Regions from separate parts of the Homo sapiens genome. Here region 1 is linked to region 2. Evidence: chromatin loops called from intact Hi-C (ENCODE). Cell type or tissue: GM12878. All regions are shown on one strand. Each heading gives the region's core, and the rest is flanking DNA. Links, peaks and the distances in the headings are about the cores only.

Evidence for each region. A loop is a pair of places that touch in the nucleus more often than their neighbours do. Peaks named below come from ENCODE experiments on the same cell type or tissue, not always from the same donor. Only the 100,000 strongest peaks of a DNase experiment are listed, where the experiment ranks them.
Region 1: a loop joins it to region 2, with 11 times the contacts of the local background. A loop is called at or near these places in 18 of 110 quality-filtered maps.

The regions. Positions count from the first base shown.
Region 1 is chr13:45,618,160-45,628,645 of GRCh38, reverse strand. No RefSeq gene overlaps it. Among named protein-coding and RNA genes, the nearest start is that of ERICH6B, 7.7 kb to the right of the region's middle. In GM12878, for the core only: a CTCF peak has its summit at 4,957 (motif pointing left); a DNase peak (open chromatin) is centred at 4,925.
Region 2 is chr13:45,713,295-45,723,780 of GRCh38, reverse strand. CBY2 (chibby family member 2) reads right to left here. Exons shown (of 3, transcript NM_152719.3): 3 at 9,222-10,486. The coding sequence ends at 9,409. Among named protein-coding and RNA genes, the nearest start is that of CBY2, 16 kb to the right of the region's middle. In GM12878, for the core only: a CTCF peak has its summit at 5,508 (motif pointing right); a DNase peak (open chromatin) is centred at 5,574; H3K27ac peaks cover 188 bases.

The sequences.
Region 1 (10,486 bases), core at 3,424-5,923, 95 kb after region 2:
GATTCTCCAACGGGATCCAGGAAGAACTGTAAAGAAGGCTTGCTACCAATTGCCACCAGCATTGGGGCAGCTCAGGATTTTCCTTGGAAGCTATGGGGTCATCTATGTCTAAGAAGGGGCTTGGTCCATCCAGGGTGGTAGCAGAGGGCTCTTGGGCTGGGACAACCGCTGAGCTTGCTTCAGACCAGACATCCCCCGAGTTTGCTTCCAGAGAAGCAGTGTTCTTGTGGTTGGCATTTATCTGCCTTGTTCAAGGGACTCAGTCAGTGACCCCCACAGTAGGGTGCTTGACTGAAGCTCAGTCCCTCCAATCCACAAGGAACATATTGTGCTTGGCTCCCTACAAAGGCACATACAGCTTGTGAGTGTCACAAATGCAAGCTGATCACCCTGCTAAAAATAAGGTAAAGGAACTTGAAGCACACCTCTTTACCCTTTAGCTTATTAAGAGATTTAAATTTTCTAGGCAGGATATAACACAAGAAGGAAAAAAAAACTTCTATATGAGCCACCACGTACAGCAGAATTAGATCTGCTGTACAACCAAAGAGAGAGATCCACATGGTGTTTGATTTCTTTCTCTTTGTTTTTCTTTTTAACTATTCAGGGATTATTTTTTTCTTATGACACTCTCAAATGTGGTTAAGGGCTCTGTACAGTAAAGCCAAGATAGCAATGTGCTGATCTGTTTGTTCTTCTTATATTTCTGGGCCTGTAGATAATCCCTAGCCTCGGTTACCCTGGGGTACAACTTCTTATGGCTGGATGAGGCAAAGAGCTTGAAGACACATAAGGGAACTATTCATCCTGGAGGGTGTTCTTTCATTCTTCAATTACAGAAGGACCAAAGGAAGCACTGCCCTGGGGGAGGAAACACTGACTATCAATATATGAAAAGACAGGATTTTCAAAAACTAGTTTGCCCCTGTTGTTCTTTAGAAAAAAGTTATCTGAGTTTCTATTGTCAGAGCCATTCATTCTTAAAATGAGAAGATGGAAATCCAAATGAGACTAAGAATTGAGAAGCCTTACCACTAAGCAGGACATGATGCACAGAACCTAGTACGAGTAAGACCCTGATAAGGGTTAAAGCAAGCCCCCTGTCCCATCCCCGTGCCTGGGCTCTAAAAGAAGATAAAGGTAGTACCCTGCTTTGTAAAGAAAAAAGGTGCCCCTGGCAACTTTAGAGTATTCTACCAAACTGTAATATCTGGACCAATGTTAAAATGGATTTTCCCCAAGTCTGTTTGCAGTCATTGGAACAATATGAGGTAAAGAGAAGCCATCAGCTTGGTTTTGTGAAAAATAAATTGCTATCAGCCTAACCTCATTTGGCTCCACAGTGTAACAGGCAGATGCTAGAAAGCAATAGATGTTATCTCTGGAAACTTCAGTTAGGCTCTGGGGTCTCTTATTACTACCAGCAACCTAAGGAATTGGCCTTTGAATGAGTCATTTCGAGGCCAGTGGCTGAAGAGGAGAGAAAGCCTGGCTTTGGAAATGAAGGAGCAACAGAAGGCAGGAAGAGAAGTGAGGTCAGCTCACTTCCCCCTTGATTCAGGGGTAGGCAAACACCAGACCTAGCTCAAAGTGCACCCAGGAACTCAGGGTGGGAGTGCTGCCTGTGGAAATCAGCAGAATTTCTCTGAGCTCCAGGGAGTAACTCTATTTGGTATCCTTCTGTTTGTCCCCTTTGATTCTATTGCTTTTCACTGCTTCCTCTTTACCAGGTTTTAAAAATGCTCTGCCAAAGTCAATGCTGAGAAAAGAAACAACAACAAAAGTTAATCTGCTTTTGAAACTCTTTTCTAATGTAGAGGAACATATCTCTATTCAGTGCTGGTGGCACCTCACGGTGGCTTTTGTTTCGTCCTGGCAATGAAAACCGTTTTACTTAGTCTTACTTTTCTGAACTTCAGCCTAACTAATGAATGTTTTAAAAATTCTATTCTGAGTTGTAAATGAGTCTTGAGTAAGGTTTGGTAATAAGAAAGGTTAAATAAACTCTTGACTAAGATTAAAAAGTGAGAATACATTTGTACTGTTATTGGTAAACCATAACCTTTGTTAAAGGTTATTAAACTCCTATTGGAAACCTTTGGAACTGCTAAAACGTTATTAAACTCCTATTGGAAACTTTTGCCATTTGTCCTAGTTTGACAGATGTTTGCCTAGTTATCACATTCCCACTGGGAATGGTCCCAGTTCATGCCTATTGTCTGAGCAAAATTATTCATATCTTCACTGCCATAAGGGTCCCAGGCTGGATGACAAATCTTATACTCACCCCAGCCGTAAATCACAAGGAAAGCTTCTTTCCCATCGACCTCCCCTCCCCTAATAACCTTCTACTCCTTTCTAGCCCATTGCTTTTTTTTAGTTATATCATAGATCATTAATAACGTATTATTTATATATATAAATATATATATATCTCCCACTTATATCCAGAAGAAATTAAAATGGCTTGCAATGCATTCACTTGACAAATATTTATAGGAAACCTAAAAGGTCCATGAATACTACCTGAGGATATACCTATGCACGAAGCTGTTCAAATGAAAGTTAAAAGGAAAGGGAGGGTAATAAAAACCACAGAGAGCTGGGTGCAGTGGCATGTACTTGTAGTCCCAGCTACTTGGGAGGTTGAGGCTGGAGGATCACTTGAGCCCAGCAGTTCAGGGCTGTGGTGCACTATGATCACACCTGTGAATAGCCACCACACTCCAGCGTGGATGACACAGTGAAACTCCATCGCCAAAGAAAAACCCATCCACCATATAAAGGAAGAAGATGACTAAGCTAGAGACCATGGACAAAACCATAATTCTAATTCCTCCTATATTTGACTTTGAGCTTCCTAGTAGTAAAACCAAAAATAAATTACAAAATGTATCACATCAATTATATTTCCTGAGGACATGCAGCTTTAACATGAAATATCTTTTTTCTCCTGACACTAAATTCCATGAGAATTTAATTATACATTCGATAAATATGTATTGAGAACCTACTATGTCTCAGGCACTGTTCTAAGTAGGTTTTGGAATACAGAAGTGAACAAAACAGAACAGATAAAAATCCCTACCTCCAGGGAGCTCACGTTCCAGTCGGACAAGACAGACAATAAATAGAATACATCATGGGTCAGAGAGTGTAAGTGCTGTAGAAAAAAAGTAAAGCTGGATGGGAGAAAAGAGAGAGCTCAGAGAGGGGCTGCAGTTTTCATACAGCCTCCTATATACAGTTTCAATACATGGGGTTTAGGAAACCCCCCATTGAGAAGGTGACATTTGAGGAGAGTCGCAGAGGGGAAGAGGCAGCAGTTGTGTGGATATCTAGGGAAGAGTCTTCCAGACAGAAGGAAAAGCAAGTGCCCAGGCCCAGAGATGGGGGCACAGGAGACCAGTGTGGCTTGGCAACATGAATCAGGAACAGATGATGAGGACATCAAGTCAGGGGTGGGGCAGGGAAGGACGGGAAGTGGAGACCTTGGGGATTTTCCTCCCAAGAAGATGGAAAGTCACGGGAAGATTTTGAGTGGAGAAGTGTTAGCACCAGACGCATTTTAAAGGATGGTTCTGGCTGCTATGTTGAGCATGGATGTAGGGGAACAAAGGGCAGAAGCAGAGGGGTCAGTTAGGAAACTTGTGACAGGTCCCAGTCCAGAGAAGGTAATGAGAAACCATTCGATTCTGGACTGTGCTCGAGGCAACAGGGCTTGATAATAGGTTGCACGTGCGGAGAGAGAGAAAGAGGACTCGAGATGGTTGTGGGTTGCTTGGTCTGAGCAGTGGAGCTGCTGTTTACTGAATAACAAAGACTGAAGGAGAAGCAGATCATTGGGGGAAGATCAGGAGTTCAGTTTGGGCCCCATTAGATGTGATATGCCTACAGGACATCCAAGTAGAAATGTCAAGTCGAGCAGGTGGTTAGATATAAATCTGGGGTTCTTGTGAATCCTTACACTAAAAACATGGAATTGTAAGGTGGATGGCTTTAACAGATCTTTTTGCCGAAAGTATAGAAACATTTGTTTTAAGACCATTTTTATATTAGCCTGCAATAAAAATCAAGGGCATACTCTTCAATCATAGCTAAGTAAAGGCATTTCTGGAAGCAGCCAAGCTAGTATAGTAAATGTCCTGAAAGATGTTGCCTTCGGGAATCTAACTTGGAACAAGCGTAGAGCTTACTGAACCTGAAGGAATGGGCAGTTCACATGGACCTCAGGCCTGTCTCTTGCAATTGTGATTTCAAATTTGCCTTTGGCAAGGATGAACTCTTTGTATGCGTTCTCTGGGGTAGATGGTCAAATAGCAGGACCAACTTTTTTTTTATGAAAGCAAAAGAGTCTGATAAATTCTCACCCAGATCAAAGTCCATCTCACCCTTACTTGAAGGCAGGTCACTGGGATACCTGAAAGACCTATCAGAATTTTTCTTTAAAAGGAGCCATGAATTTACTCAGATGTCAGGCAAACCCAAAGCTGAGACCCTAGAATGATCAGCTGGTGTTTAGCAACAATTTGGAATTATTCAAATTAAGATTTGGTGTTTCCCTGGCGAAAGGATGGATCTCAAAAGGTAGCTTACACAGACAGATAAAAGGTAATTCTTTCCCCAGCCAAATAATAAAAGAATCTATAGTTCCTCCAGGCCACATCAGTCTAGAGAAAGAAAAATGTGCAACTGTCGGAAATGTAGCATAATATCAGCAACATAAATGGGGACACTTACATCACTGTTCAGTTTCACCTTGAGAGCATAAAAATCACAACTTTTTAAAATTTTTTGAAAACAGAAATTTAGTCTGTTTTGCTTAGCTTGTATCTATAACACCTCCTAGAACAATGCTACCACAAAGTAGGTGTTCAATAAAATATCGACATAGTAATCAATCTATCAACAAAAAAAAAATTTAAAAACAAAACTTAAGAGCACCATCTTGTGGAAGACCTTATCATGACAACAACCAAGACTCCAGTCACCAGCGAGTGGACATGGAAGTGTCTGTGTGACAGGGATTTAGGTCCAATGGACTGTTGGAAGTGATGGGCTAGGAAAGTTGTCCTGAAGCTGTGTTTGCACAACAAATACACTTTTTAGATTCAGGTGAGGTCGATAAAGATTATAGGGGGCTATAGAAGTTTCCCCAAGCCAGCCCTTGGCATTGCCCCGAGTATAATTGAGAGGTGTAGCTTTCAAAAGTAGTCTTTGACAAGTTTCTCATCCCCATCACCAGCAAAGCTTGTTGTCATAACCCAGCCTCAAATTCTTCCTTTGTGCTCAAGAGATCCTTGGGGTGTGGTCTAAAGAGTTCTTTGGACACTTCATAGGACCTCTGTCTTCCTGTTCCTCCTACATTCCTCCCCATACCCTCTGATACTGGTATGGACTTGGCCTCTCTTCTGTTTTCTCCAACTTTCTCCACATCAGGAGGAGGAGGGGGAAAGTCAGAGATCATCATCTGGTCACCTTCCACTTGCTTAGCTCCTATGGGATCACCAAGCAGAGCAGCCTTGGGTTCTCTGTGTCCCACATCTCTTCCACTGAACTTCCCTTTTTTGGAAGCATTCCCACCCCCCTCCCAAGATCCTGGCACAGGTCACCAAGAAACAATGTTTAAAAACCCACTAACATATACCTGGTAGGTGCAGGGTACTCATGATTCTTCAGGTTTTGTGAACACCTGGAGCTTATACAATTTGATGGACCCTCTTCAAGAAAAATAATATAAAATCATAAGTATGAATTTAGTTGCAAAAGTGAATATTTATTTAGAATGGGAAAAGAAACTGCAGGGATTCCCAAGCAAGTAGGCCAAATAGGAACAGCTCTGGTCTGCAGCTCCCATCAAGACCAACGCAGAAGGTGGGTGATTTCTGCATTTCCAACTGAGATACCTGGTTCATCTCATTGGTTATACAGTGGATGCAGCCCACGGAGGGCAAGCCGAAGCAGGGTGTGGCATCACCTCAACTGGGAAGCACAAGGGGTCAGGGAACTCCCTCCCCTAGCCAAGGGAAGCCCTGAGGGACTGTGCCGTGAGGAACAGTGCATTCTGGCCCAGATACTATGCTTTTCCCACGGTCTTCACAATCCACAGATCAGAAAATTCCCTCAGGTGCCTACACCACCAGGACCCTGGGTTTCAAGCACAAAACTGGGCTGCCGTTTGGAAAGACACCAAGCTAGCTGCAGGAGGTTTTTTTCATAACCCAGTGGCACCTGGAATGCCAGCAAGAGAGAACCATTCACTGCCCTGGAAAGGGGGCTGAAGCCAGGGAGCCAAGTGGTCTAGCTCAGAGGATCCCACCCCCATGGAGCTCAGCAAGCTAAGATCCATTGGCTTGAAATCCTCGCTGCCAGCACAGCAGTCTGAAGTCAACCTGGGATGCTGGAGCTTGGTCGGGGGAGGGGCATCCACTATTACTGAGGCTTGAGTAGGCAGGTTTTCCCCTCAGAATGTAAACAAAGCCACCTTGAAGTTCAGACTGGGAGGAGCCCACCACAGCACCACAAAGCTGCTGTAGCCAAACTTCCTCTCTAGATTCCTCCTCTCTGGGCAGGGCATCTCTGAAAGAAAGGCGGCAGCCCCAGTCAGGGGCTTATAGACAAAACTCTTGTCTTCCTGGGAGAGAGCACCTGGAGGAAGGGGCGGCTGTGGGCGCAGCTGCAGCAAACTTAAACGTTCCTGCCTGCCGGCTCTGAAAAGAGCAGCGGATCTTGCAGCACAGCACTCGAGCTCTGCAAAGGGACAGACTCCCTCCTCAAGTGGGTCCCTGACCCCCATGCCTCCTGACAGGGAGACACCTCCCAGCAGAGGTTGACAGACACCTCACACAGGAGAGCTCCAGCTGCCATCTGGCAGGTGCCTCTCTGGGACGAAGCTTCCAGAGATAGGAGCAAGCAGCAACCTTTGCTGTTCTGCAGCCTCCACTGATAATACCCAGACAAACAGAGCCCAGACTGGACCTCCAGCAAACTCCAGCAGACCTGCAGAGGAGGGGCCTGACTGTTAGAAGCAAAACTAACAAACAGAAAGCAATAGCATCAACATCAACAAAAAGGACATCCACACAAAAACTCAATCCGAAAGTCACCAACAGAGAAGACCAAAGGTAGATAAATCCACAAAGATGAGGAAAAACCAGGGCAAAAATGCTGAAAATTCCAGAAATTAGAATGCTTCTTCTCATCCAAGTTGTGATCCAAGAATCACAACTCCTTGCCAGCCAGGGAACAAAACTGGACAGAGAATGAGTTTGACAAATTGACAGAGGTAGGCTTCAGAAGGTAGGTAATAACAAACTCCTCCGAGCTAAAGAAGCATGTTCTAACCCAATGCAAGGAAGCTAAGAACCTTGATAAAAGTTAGAGGAATTGCTAACTAGAATAACCAGTTTAAAGAAGAACATAAATGATCTGATGGAGCTGAAAAACATACCATGAGAACTTCGTGAAGCATACACAAGTATCAACAGGCAAATCAATCAAGCAGAAGAAATTATATCAGAGATTGAAGATCAACTTAATGAAATAAAGCATGAAGACAAGTTTAGAGAAAAAAGAATGAAAAGGAACAAACAAAGCTTCCAAGAAATATGGGATTATGTGAAAAGTCCAAACCTACGTTTGATTGGTGTCCCTGAAAACGATGGGGAGATTGGAACCAAGTTGGAAAACACACCTTAGGATATTATCTAGGAGAACTTCCCCAACCTAGAAAGACAAGCCAACATTCAAATTCAGGAAACCACAAAGATACTCCTCGAGAAGAGCAACCCCAAGACACCTAATCATCAGATTCACCAAAGTTGAAATGAAGGAAAAAATGTTAAGGACAGCCAGAGAGAAAGGTCAGGTTACCTACAAAGGGAAGCCCATCAGACTAACAGCTGATCTCTCTGCAGAAACCCTACAAGCCAGAAGAGAGTGGGGGCCAATATTCAACATTCTTAAAGAAAATAATTTTCAACCCAGAATTTCATATCCAGCCAAACTAAGCTTCATAAGTGAAGGAAAAATAAGATCCTTCACAGACAAGCAAATGCTGAGGGATTTTGTCACCACCAAGCCTCCCTCACAAGAGCCCCTGAAGGAAGCACTAAATATGGAAAACAAAAACTGGTACCAGCCACTGCACAAACATACCAAAATGTAAAGACTATCAACACTATGAAGAAAATGCATCAAAAAATGGGCAAAATAACCAGCTAGCATCACAATGACAGGATCAGATTCACACATAACAATATTAACCTTAAATGTAAATGGGCTAAATCCTCCAATTTAAAGGCCCAGACTGGCAAATCGGATGAAGAGTCAAGACCCATTGGTGTGCTGTATTCAGGAGACCCATCTCACATTCAAAGAACACACATAGGCTCAAAATAAAGCGATGGAGGAAGATTTACCAAGCAAATGGACAGCAAAAAAAAAAAAAAAAAAAAACAAGGGTTGCAGTCCTAGTCTGTGATAAAACAGATTTTAAACCAACAAAGATCAAAAAAGACAAAGAAGGGCATTCATTACATAATGGTAAAGGGATCAATGCAACAAGAAGAGCTAACTATCTTAAATATATATGCACCAAATACAGGAGCACCCAGATTCACAAAGCAAGTTCTTAGAGACCTACAAAGAGACTTAGACTCCCACACAATAATAGTGGGAGACATTAACACACAACTGTCAATATTAGATCAACCAGACAGAAAATTAACAGAGACATTTAGGACTTAAACTCAGGTCTGGACCAAGCAGACCTAATAGACATCTACAGAACTCTCCACTCCAAATCAACAGAATATGCATTCCTCTCAGCACTACATAGCATTTACTCTAAAATCAACCACATAATTGGAAGCAAAACACTCTGCAGCAAATGCAAAAGAACGGAAATCATAACAAACAGTCTCTCAGACCACAGTGCAATCAAACTAGAACTGAGGATGAAGAAACTCACTCAAAACCGCACAACTGCATGGAAAGTGAACAACCTGCTCCTGAATAACTACTGGATAAATGACAAAATAAGGGCAAAAATAAATAAGTTCTTTGAAACCAATGAGAACAAAGACACAACATACCAAAATCTCTGGGACATAGCTAAAGCAGTGTTTTGAGATAAAATTTAGAGCACTAAATGCCCACAGGAGAAAGCAGGAAAGATCTAACATCGACACCCTAACATCAAAATTAAAAGAATTAGAGAAGCAAGAGCAAACAAATACAAAAGCTAGCAGAAGACAAGAAATAACTAAGATCAGAGCAGAACTGAAGGAGATAGAGATACGAAAAACCCTTCAAAAAAAATCAGTGAATCCAGGAGCTGATTTTTTGAAAAGATTAACAAAATAGATAGACCACTATCCAGACCAGTAAAGAAGAAAAGAAAGAAGAATCAAACGGACACAATAAATGGGAGATCACCACTGATCCCACAGAAATACAAACTACCATCAGAGAATACTATAAACACCTCTACACAAATAAACTAGAAAATCTAGAAGAAATGGATAAATTCCTGGACACATACACCCTCCCAAGACTAAATCAGGAAGAAGTCGAACGCTGGAATAGACCAACAACAGGTTCTGAAATTGAGGCAGTAATTAATAGCCTACCAACCAGAAAAAGCCCAGGACCACATGGATTCACAGCCGAATTCTACCAAAGGTACAAAGATGAGCTGGTACCATTCCTTCTGAAACTATTCCAAACAATAGAAAAGAAAAGCCTCCTCCCTAACACATTTTATGAGGCCAGCATCATCCTGATACCAAAACCTGCCAGAGATACAACAAAAAAAGACAATTTCAGCCCAATATCCCTGATGAACATCAATGTGAAAATCCTCAATAAAATACTGGCAAACCGAATCCAGCAGCACATTAAAAAGCTTATCTACTACAATCAAGTCAGCTTCATCCCTCGGATGCAAGGCTGGTTCAACCTATGCAAGTCAATAAACGTAATCCATCACATAAACAGAACCAATGAAAAAAAACAAATGATTATCTCAATAGATGCAGAAAAGGCCTTCGATAAAATTCAACACCCTTGATGCTAAAAACAATAAACTAGGTATTGATGGAACGTATCTCAAAATAATAAGAGCTATTTGTGACAAATCCACAGCCAATATCATACTGAATGGGCAAAAGCTGGAAGCATTCCCTTTCAAAACCAGCACAAGACAAGTATGCCCTCTCTCACCACTTCTATTCAACATAGTATTGGAAGTTCTGGCCAGGGAAATCAGGCAAGAGAAAGAAATAAAGGGTATTCAAATAGGAAGAGAGGAAGTCAAATTGTCTCTGTTTGCAGATAACACGATTGTAGATCTAGAAAACCCCATTGCCTCAGCCCCAAACTCCTTAATCTCATAGGCAACTTCACCAAAGTCTTAGGATACAAAATCAACGTGCAAAAATCACAAACATTCCTATACACCAATAACAGACAAACAGAGAGCCAA
Region 2 (10,486 bases), core at 3,986-6,485:
ACAATGAGCAGGTAAAATTGGCCAAACTTGGTAATTTAACACCCTCAGGAAATAAGAAAACAGAGTCCAGGGCAGCTCTCTGCTTTCTGGGCTAGGTATTGAATTAATATATAAATTTAGAAACCCATTTTGTCCAAAAGATTGAGATCTTTCCCCATTTATCACACCACACATATTGAACTAGAGAGCGGTTTCTTTGTTGTTATTGTTTTGTTTTTAAAGGCTTCCTGCTTCTGACAAGCAAAGAAAACACTGAAGGCTACTGGTATCTTCTCTTCTCTCCCAAAGTCCTATTTGAATGCTAGAGCCAACATTCTTAGAGAAACAATGAGAGAAAGAAAGGACTGAGGGAGGGAGGAAAATCGATCAATCTGGTTTGCTGTGTGACAGCCTGATACTAAAGTCTCCTTCGTTTGGGGCCCCCTTGTCATCTGTTGGATGCTTCAGCACTGCAAGGAGCCTTCCTCAGCATAAGTAGCTCCTTTGCCCCTTTTCTTTCCAAGGCATCAGATCCCAAGATAATCGTGTAGGTCTCAATTCTTTCAAATGACCTTAAAATAAACAAAGCCTCACCACCTGAGCAATATTGGTTACATCACCCCATAGCTCTAGGGAGCAGCTTTCTGAATAGTTCTAAATCAACGGAGCTTTAGATACCCCAATGGGAACCATAGTATTTCCTGACAGATGCAGAAAAAAATTCAGAAGACCACCTTGGCACATCTACAATGAGCACATCAGGGCCTGGCTGTCTTATGTTCCTGTCGCCTGATCTCAAATGACACTAGCCAATTCTGGATGCCCCAGGAACTGCACAAAAATTCTTCTTCTAAAAAATAAACTTAAGAGGCATCACAACAAATGAAATGCATGGATCTTGTTTGGATCAGACAGATGCTGGGAGAAATTTTATTCTGCTCTGGGTATTAGATGATATTCAGGACCTTCAGTTAATTTGGACAGGTGTGATGATAACATGGTGATTATATAAAAAATCGAAACAAAATGCCTTTCAGTGGTACCTACTGAAACATTTATAGGTGATGTATAGAATTTGCTTTTTTTAAAACAACAACAACAAAAAACTTGACTGAAAAAAAAATGTTGGGGAAATAAAGATTAGCCATCAGTTGACCTGTGGAAGCTACATAATGAAGGTGTAGGGGCTTATTTATTTATTTATTTATTTTTTGAGAGGGAGTGTCATTCTGTCACCCAGGCTGGAGTGCAGTGGCATGATCTGGGCTCACTGCAAGCTCTGCCTCCCAGGTTCATGCCATTCTCCTGCCTCAGCCTCCCAAGTAGCTGGGACTACAGGTGCCCGCTGCCACGCCCAGCTAATTTTTTTTGTATTTTTAGTAGAGATGGGGTTTCACCATGTTAGCCAGGATGGTCTCAATCTCCTGACCTCACGATCCACCCGCCTCAGCCTCCCAAAGTGCTGGGATTACAGGCATAAGCCACCGCGCCCAGCCAGGGGCTCATTTTACTATTAGGTTGATGCAAATGTAATTGTGGGTTTGGCCATTGAAAGTAATGGCAAAAATCACAATTATTTTTGTACCAACCTTATCTATTTATCTAATGTATATACACCTATGTGTTCATGAGAGATTTCCATCATAAAACTTTGTTCTACTTCTACTTCATCCACTGACTTCACCTGTTAGATTTGCATTCTCGGCACCATGTTAAGCCAATAATGCATTTTAGGAATGGATTGAAGCTGGGTAAAAGGGACATTCTTTACCAAATCATTGACCCTGTTGAAGGAAAATAATAATCATAGCTACCATTATTAGTGTTTATTACATTCCAGGGGCTGAGCTAATCATTTTATATACATTAATTCATTCAACCCTCACAATGAATCTGTGTTTAAGCATGTAAAGAGGAGCCCAGAGACTGACTCCAGACAGTTCTTTCAGGAACCACAAAAAATCACTCTATTTTAACAAACTGAAAAATCCTCAAAAGTCTCTGAGGCAATTTTCCATGAATTTCTGTAATTTTTATCTATATTCTTAAATATATACAGAAAAATATGATTATGATGATAATAACAGCTAATATTTACTGCGTACTTACAGTGTAGTAGGCTCTGTTCTAAGCATTTTCCATGTGTCTCACTTGAGTCTCACAACAATCTAGACGGTAGTATGGTAGATTAAATGCACTGATGGTCCCAATCAATGGCTTCCCTGTCTGTATCCATGTCCTTTCCAGCTCCTGCCATCAACAGGTGGAAGGTATTTCACATCCTTTGAATTGGGGTAGTATTGTGAGTTGCTTTCACCTGTAGAATGCGGTCAGCAGGAGTAAGGATGAATCAGTTCCAAGCCTAGGATTCAAGAGGCCTTGCACACAGCTGCTTTCTCTCTTAGACCCTTGCCTCTGCCCTGAGACCTGGCCTGAAGTAATTTGCAGGAGGATGAGAGACCGCATGTAGCAGAACCAAGGGGTCCTAATTGTCAGCCAACCGCCAGAAGCAGAGCCACCTAGCAAACTGCCAGCTGACCACAGGTGCATGAGGGAGCCCATCCAAGACCTGAACAGCACAGTTGAGCCCAGACTAATTTGCAAACTGCAGAACTGTGAGCAAAATCAATGGTTATTTCAAACCATCAAGTTTTGAATGGGTTTGTAATGCAATAGTAGATACCTGATATAAGAGGGTACTGTTATTTTCTTCATTTGATTGATGAACCAACACAGAAAGGTGAAATGACTTACCCAAGGTGACGTAGTAAGCAGTGGAGCTAAGACCCATCTCCAGAAGCCTGACCCTGAAGTCCTTGCTGCCAGTTCAAACTTGTTCAGTAGATGATCTCTACTAAAGGTAAGGATCAGGGTGAGAGGTTATCAGTTTTTGACACCCAGCAGCACAATCATGTCCAGGGTGGATTCATTACAACCATCTAGCAAGTGAAGTATCCCAATCTGTCTTAGGTATGGCTGCTGTAACAATATACCATAGACTGGGTGGCTTGAACAACAAAAGTTTATTTTCTCACAGTTTTGGAGGCTGGGAAGTCTAAGATTAGCATGACAGTATGATCGGGTTCTGGTGAAGGCCTTTCTGGTTCGCAGACAGCTGCCTTCTGTGTCCTCACGTGGCAGGGAGAGAGCGAGAGCAAACACTAATACCATCATGAGGGTCCCTCCCTCATAACCGCATCTAAATCAAATTATCTTCCAAAGGCCTCATCTCCAGATATTATCACCCTGTGGATTAGGGCTTAACATGAATTTGGGGAAGACAAAATTCAGTCCATGGCACCATCTGTCTTCAGTTCTCCAAGTACATCTCCCTCAAAGCTCTGCCTGCCCTTCCCAGGAGGAGGAATCTTTATCCTCTTTGGATATAACTTCCATGAGATAGGGATGACATTTGGTTAAGTTATGTTGACTTGTAAAGGAGCCCAGTGGGGGTCCTGAGAAGCAGTGATATGATAACAATTCAGGAGGTCAGAAGAATATTAAGTAGCATCTACATTTAAGACAGAAACTCATCATAAAGTTTTGTTTTATTCTAAAGATAACGGAAAGTGAGAAATTTTAAGTAAGGAAATAACATGATTACATTCACACATTTAAGAAAACCAGTATGGTTGCAACATGGAAAATTGGCTAGAAGTAACACTGGAGACATATCAATTCAGAGTTGCAGCAATCACCCAGAAGACAACAGTGGCTAGACGGGGATTGAGCCCATGGAAATAGAAAGAAGTAGAAGGGTTCAAGGTCCATAAAGGAGATAGGATCAACAGTTATCTGGTGATTGGTTGATTAAAGGAGAGGAAAAAGGTGAAAACCATCAAATCATAGCCCCATATAAAGTAACTAACAACCAAGAAACTCTCTTCCATCCCACAGCACCCCTGAGTGACATCTGACCAATTGCTGGAAAAAGGTTTGGACTTAATGTTCCCACCGAGTGAGGATTTCCAATGAAGAGTTCCAAATCATCCTATCTGCAAAGAATAAAGGCAAGCTTAGAAAGAAAATGTCATAAATTAGCCACTTGTCCTGACAGCATTAAAAATAATCTGTCACCTGCTTCTAAGTTTGTTCTCAGTTACAAAGACCATTGTTTGAGTGAACAAAGAGGGTAAGGAATCTGGAAATAACTGTTTACCTGAAGAAACTGATAAGTGCTCAGATTGGAGAAGACCAGCATGCAAATGAGGAAGGGGGTGGGCATCTCCAAGCACAAGCATTCTGTCTGCTGCAAAAGGACCAGGAGACCAACTCGGGCTCAATATTATGAATGGAAAGAAAGCTGATTCCCAGCAGCTGTTCTTGGTATATCCAGAATATTCTAAAAATGACATGGCTCCCCAGTAAAAGATGTTTCTCATTATGAATCAGAAATTCAATATGGAGGACAATATGCTGACAGAGACTAAGGAGGATTTTGGAGTCTCGACTTCCTCTATCAGATACATTGTGTCAGTTTACCCTCCTTTCAGCTGCTTCCTGCTCTGCCCAGCTTAACACTGGACTCCAGCAAGCATTGACAACATGCAGACTGAGGTCACCCTATTTTATGGAAATTCCTCAGAAAGGGAAGAGTTCAAGAATGGAATCTGAGACATGCAGAAACCAACAGGATTTCCTTCAGAGTTGTTTTGATTCTGTTTCCTATTGTTGGCACTCTGCTAAGCTCTGGATGACCATCCTTGCATAAATGATTTCCCTATTGAAATTTCCTCCCCAAACTAATTCTGGAGATTCCATTAACTAGTGTTAACAGAAAAACCACACTCTGTAAAATATTTAAAGAGGTTTATTCTGAGCCAATATAAGTGACCACAGCCAGGGAACAGTCTCAAGAGGTCCTGAGAAAGTGTGCCCAAGGCAGTCGGGTTACAATTTGGGTTTTATGCATTTTAGGGAGACAGAAATTATAGGTAAAATCATAAATCAATACGTGGAAGGTATACATCCCATATACACCTGGCAGGGGGGTGTGACGTGAAAGGTAGGATGGGAGTGATGCTTACAGGTCACAAGTGGATTCAAAGATTTTCTGATTGGCAACTGGTTGAAAAAGTTATGCTTTGTCTAAATTCAAATCAGTAGAAAGAATGCTTGCGTTAAGGAGGTATTGTGAAGACCAAGGTTTTTATTATGTACGTGAAGCTTCCGGTAGCAGACTTCAGCAAGAATAGATAATAAATGTCTCTTTTCAGACCTTAAAGGTGTCAGGTTATCATTTAATCTCTCCTAGATCTGGGAAAGACCTAGAAAGGGAAGGCCTAGTTGCATTAATGAGAATTCTCTGTAGATGCAAATTCTCCCTCCTCCCCTCAAGAGACAGTTTTTCAGGCCATTTCAAAATATGCCAAAGAAATATATTTTGGGGTAAAATATTTTTATTTCTTTTGGGGTCTGCTGTCATATGATGCTATGCCAGAAGGTTGGAACTTGGTATCTTACTGCCACAAAGCGTCTGTGTTGTCGGTCTTGCGATCTCTATTCAATGTTAATGCTGGTCAGTTCTGCCTAAACTCCAAAAGGGGGCAGTATTATGAGGCACATCTGACCTCCCTTCCCATCGTGGCTAGAAATTCAGTTTTTCAGGTTCCTCTCAGGTCTCCTTAGCCAAGAAGGGGAGGCCTATTCAGTCGGCTGGGGGGCTTAGGATTTTATTTTTGTTGTACACTAGCTAGTTGTTTTAGGTTGTGAATGTTCCTCTTTATTTGACCTGATCCACAACTTAGGGCACCAGATAGACCTATTAACAGGATTCAGCCAATTCAGCAGGAGGGTTTAATCCAGCAACCAAGAAAGCCAGTCAAGTCAAGGGCCAAATGGAAGAAGACAGGAAAAGCTGAATGTTTAGAATGAAGCCAAGACCTGCCCTGCAAGAGGAAACAACTTTGGTTCCTAGAGAAGGACTTAAGGTTAGACCAGGAGGCAGACAAAGAAAAAGCTGCGAAAGGAACCTAGATGCTTAAAGGATACTCTCCTTGAAGAATGAAATTTCATTCTGTTCCACAAGGTTAGATCCTGCTGGATTGCTAGCTAATCTATGACAGATTGCATTACACAATGAAACATTGTTTTGAAGTAAATCTCCCCCACTCCATAAAAATGATATTTTATGGCTCGTCTTGCTAATTTTTCACCCATTTAGATTCTGCCTGACAGAAAAAGTTGACACTGTTAAATAGTATAATGTTCTCTGAGTTCTGTCAGCTTGTGAGAAAACATCCAACTGCTGTTATATACATTAATCCAAGTTAAATATTTGTAACACAAACATGGGGAGTGTGCCTTTTGTCTTCTGTCTAGAATCACATAAATCAATTTGGTTTCATCAAAAAAACAAAAAGAACCCTACACTCCAGGGTTATTATACTGACTTAGACAAATTATGGTACATCATTATGCCCTGAATGATTAATTTACCAAATATAGGAGGGCAAAAAACAGCAAAGGGCCAGAGGCCTATCAAAAACAACTTCCCATTTTTCAGATTTTGGTGGCCACAGGGGATAAGTGATTTAGCCTTTGTGTAGACATCGGTCACCTTCTGCCCTGTATGAAAATCAGGTGTGTAGTCAGCGAGAGGAAATACTCCTGTCATTTTGTTCTCCCTCCTTTGGAATTTCTGATGCTATTTTGAGTAAGACTTGACAAGTTCCTAAATCTGAGAAACAGACACCAAAACAATTTTTTTTTTTGAGACTCTGTCACCTAGGCTGGAGTGCAGTGGTGTGATCTCAGCTCACCACAGCCTCAACCTCCTTGGCTCAAGAGATCCTCCCACCTCTGCCTCCCGAGTAGCTGGGACTACAGGCACATGCCACAGTGCCCAGCTAATTTTTATATATTTTTTGTAGAGACGGGGTTTCACCATGTTGCCCCGGCTGGTCTCAAATTCCTGGGATCAAGTAATCCGCCCACCTCAGCCTCCCAAAGTGCTGGAATTACAGGTGTGAACCACCACTCCTGGCCCCAAAGCCACTTTTAAACTTAATTTTCAGAGACCAGAGTTACTTGGCAATCTGGTCTCATAGAAGGAATTTGAGATCTGCAGTCATTTGGTCTACACTGAATTCCCTGTTTGGCTCTTATTAGCTCGCTAACCTCTGCAAATCCCTTGGAGTTCCTGTTTCCATATCTGTGGAAGAAATGATACTGCCTTCCTTACAGGGCTCTGAGGATTACTGGAGGTCATATCAAGTGAAAAGTGGTGTGCAAAGAGTTCTGTGGGTGCGGGTGACTGCCTTTGGCTTGTTCAAGTCTCAGAAATTTAGCCAGCATGAACAGTGGATGAGGAGTGAGGATATTCCAGTCTCAAACTCTTGTCTGTCTCAATACAAAGATCAGTTTTCCATCAGCAAAATGGGTAAACTTCTTTCCTTAACATGTGACTACTCACTTATTTTCATTACTAGTGAATGCAGCATTACATTGAGAATCAGAAGGCTTAACTATCCTACTACAGTGATTCCTAAACTTTGCTACATATTGGAATCACCTGGGGAGCTTTTACATGCACCACTGCCCAGTCACAGCCAATATCAATTAAATCATAATGTCTAAGCTGGGGTCCAGGTGTCAATACTTGTCAAAGACCCTCAGGTGATTCCACTATACAGCAAAGTTTAGGAACCACTGACCAACTCCCTTTTATAGTCACCTAGGAGTACCTTTCAATTTCTTGACTCTAAAGTATGTCCAACTTTGAAATGGGCATTGAAGCCCAGGACAACAAATCTTGAGCCTCTGCACCTGCCCCCAGTAAGCCTGACAGCCAACCACCCTCATCTCTTGCAGCCAACTGGTAAGTGTGAACCATGAGTAAGTAGAGGGAATCCGAGGGTAGGGAAGTGAGCCTGGGGTTGGGGAGAGCACAGGGCACTCCTTCCCAAACTGGGTGAATAACAGAGAAAACACAGAAAAAGATTTCAAGATCACATCAAATTGGGTAATTAGGGGTTCATCCAGGATAAGCAGATTACTTCACTGTAGGACTTGTTAGGACCTTTAAGTCAGAGTATGATTATGAATCTGCCCGAGGGGATTCTAGCAGCATTTCCTCATGCAAACCTTTATTTTTCTCAGTGTATTTCTAGGACTTGTGTTTCAATCAATGGTACTTGGAGAAACCTATAGTAGTGTTGAAATTTGTCCCCCAGGGGACATTCAGCAATGTCTGGAGACATACTTGGTTGTCACAGCTGGGAGCCAGGTGGCTGTTACTGGCATTGAGTGGGTAGAGGCCAGGGATGCTGGTAAACATTGTGCAATGCACAGGACAGACCCCAGCACAGACTTATCCAGCCCCGAATAATAAAGGCACAATCGAAAAGCCCTGGCTTAGGGTGATCTCTTCCCCCATAGACCTACCCCCACCCCCATAGCCTCAGAAATTGGAGATGATGAGGGAGCAAGAAGGATAGGAGAAAGAGAAGAGGAGGAAGAAAAAACTAAGGAAAAAAAGGAAGAACTGAAGGAGAAAAACAGAGACAATAATGAAGGCAGAGGTAAAGAAGAGACCAGGGGAAAAGAGAGAAGAAGCCAGATTCATAATTGTCTTGAGAGCAACCAAGATGTTCTTTAGTAGATGAAAGGATAAACTGTGATCTATCCAGACAATGGAATTTTATTCAGTGCTAAAAAGAAATGAGCAGTCTCTGAATCTATGAAAAGACATGGAGGAAACTTAAATGCATATCCAAGTGAAAGAAGCCAACCTGAAAAGGCTCCACACTTGGCGATTCCAACTATATGACATTCTGAAAAAAGCAAAACTATGAAGACTGTAAAAAAGATCAGTGGTGGCCAGAGGCTGGAGGGGGAGGGAGGGATGAACAGGCAGAGCACAGAGGATTTTTAGCGCAATGAAAATACTCTATATGGTACTACATATACTCTATAATACTCTATATGGTACTACAATGGTGGCTACATGTCACTATGCATTTGATCAAACCCACAGAATGTACAACACCAGCAGCAAACCCTAATACAAACTTACGGACTTTGGAATAATTATGTGTCAATGTAGGTTCAAAGACTGTCACTAGTGTACCTCTCTGGAGGGATGGTGATAATGCGGGAGATTATGCATTTGTGGGACGGGAGTCTATGGGAACTCCCTGTACTTTCTGCTCAGTTTAGCTGTGAACCCAAAACTGCTCTAAAATATTGTCTATCTTTTATTAAAAGAAAGAAAGAAAGAAAGAAAGAAAAAGGCAGCATGCTGGTGTCAACTGGCCCCAGCCTCCTCACACCTTTATTAAAACTCTGAGTTTAGGAAGGCTGCTAACGCTGCTTTTCAATAGGTACGAACTGGCTGGGGAAGGCGAGGACGACAAAGGAAGGCAGGGGATTCTCTTTTGCCCAGTGTTCGGTGTCCCAAACTCGGCGTCCCGGTGCAAGGCCGAGGCCTCAGACCCTGCTAGGCTTCTTGGGGTCCTGGCTCCTGGCCGGCATGAAGGCGTAGAGCTCCTCGATGAGCATTTCCATGCGCGCGGTGACCTCGGTCACGGTGTCAATGACCAGCTTCTGCTGCAGCTTCAGCTTGTTGTTCTCCCACAGGGCCTTGTTCTCCTCCTGGAAGCCCCTGTGCTCTGCCCGTAGCACCTGCAGGGTCCTGTTCTCCTCCTGCAGGAGCCGGTTCTCCTTGAGCAGGGCCTGCAGCGCCTGCCTCATCTCTCTCAGCAGCTGCAGGGGCTGGCAGCCGTCGGGCAGGCCCGGGCCCACCTTGGCCTCCTCCTCCCCGGAGGGCCCGGACATGTTGCTGACCATCTTCCGCAGGGCGCGCAGCTCCTTGGAGTCCTCCTGCCGGGCCGGAGGCCCTTTGGGCTCCTCGAAGCGGGAGGAGAGGCCGGAGCCCTGGTCCTGCAGCAGCCCGGGGCTGCAGGGCTCCTCGTGGGGTGAGGGGGCGGGCTTGCTTTCCTCGGCAGGGGCGGCCGTGTCCTCTGCCTGCGCCCAGTAGGCCTGTTTCTGCTCCAGCAGCTGCTGCAGCGCGCGATTCTCCTCCCGGAGGAGCTGCAGGGTGCTGTCCTCCTTGCCACGGGGCACCTGCAGGGCGACGTGGTCCTTCTTCACCACCTCCAGGGACGCGCTGTCTTTGTGCAGCAGTGGCGAGGGGGCCCGGCTCTCCTCTCGGCCCAGCGAGGCCTTGTGCTCCTCCCAGAAGACCTGTAGGATCTTGTTCTCCTTGCTGAGCATCCGGTTCTCCTCGCGCAGGGCCTTGTTCTCCTCCCGCAGAGACTTGTTCTCCTCCTGCAGCATGCACTCCTTGGCCAGCCTCTTGTGGTGCAGCTTGTGGTGGAAGGAGGCGGATGGGGAGAAGTAGGGAGACTGCAGGCGGCAGTTCTCATTTACCCAGCGCCCGTCCTGGAACACGAACATCTCGTCGCTGAGCTGCACCCGCGGCGGGTTGTAGTCCAGCTCCAGGTCGGCCTGGGACATGGGGCGCTCCATGGGGTCTAAAGGCACGGAGGAGAAGCGGTTCAGTGGA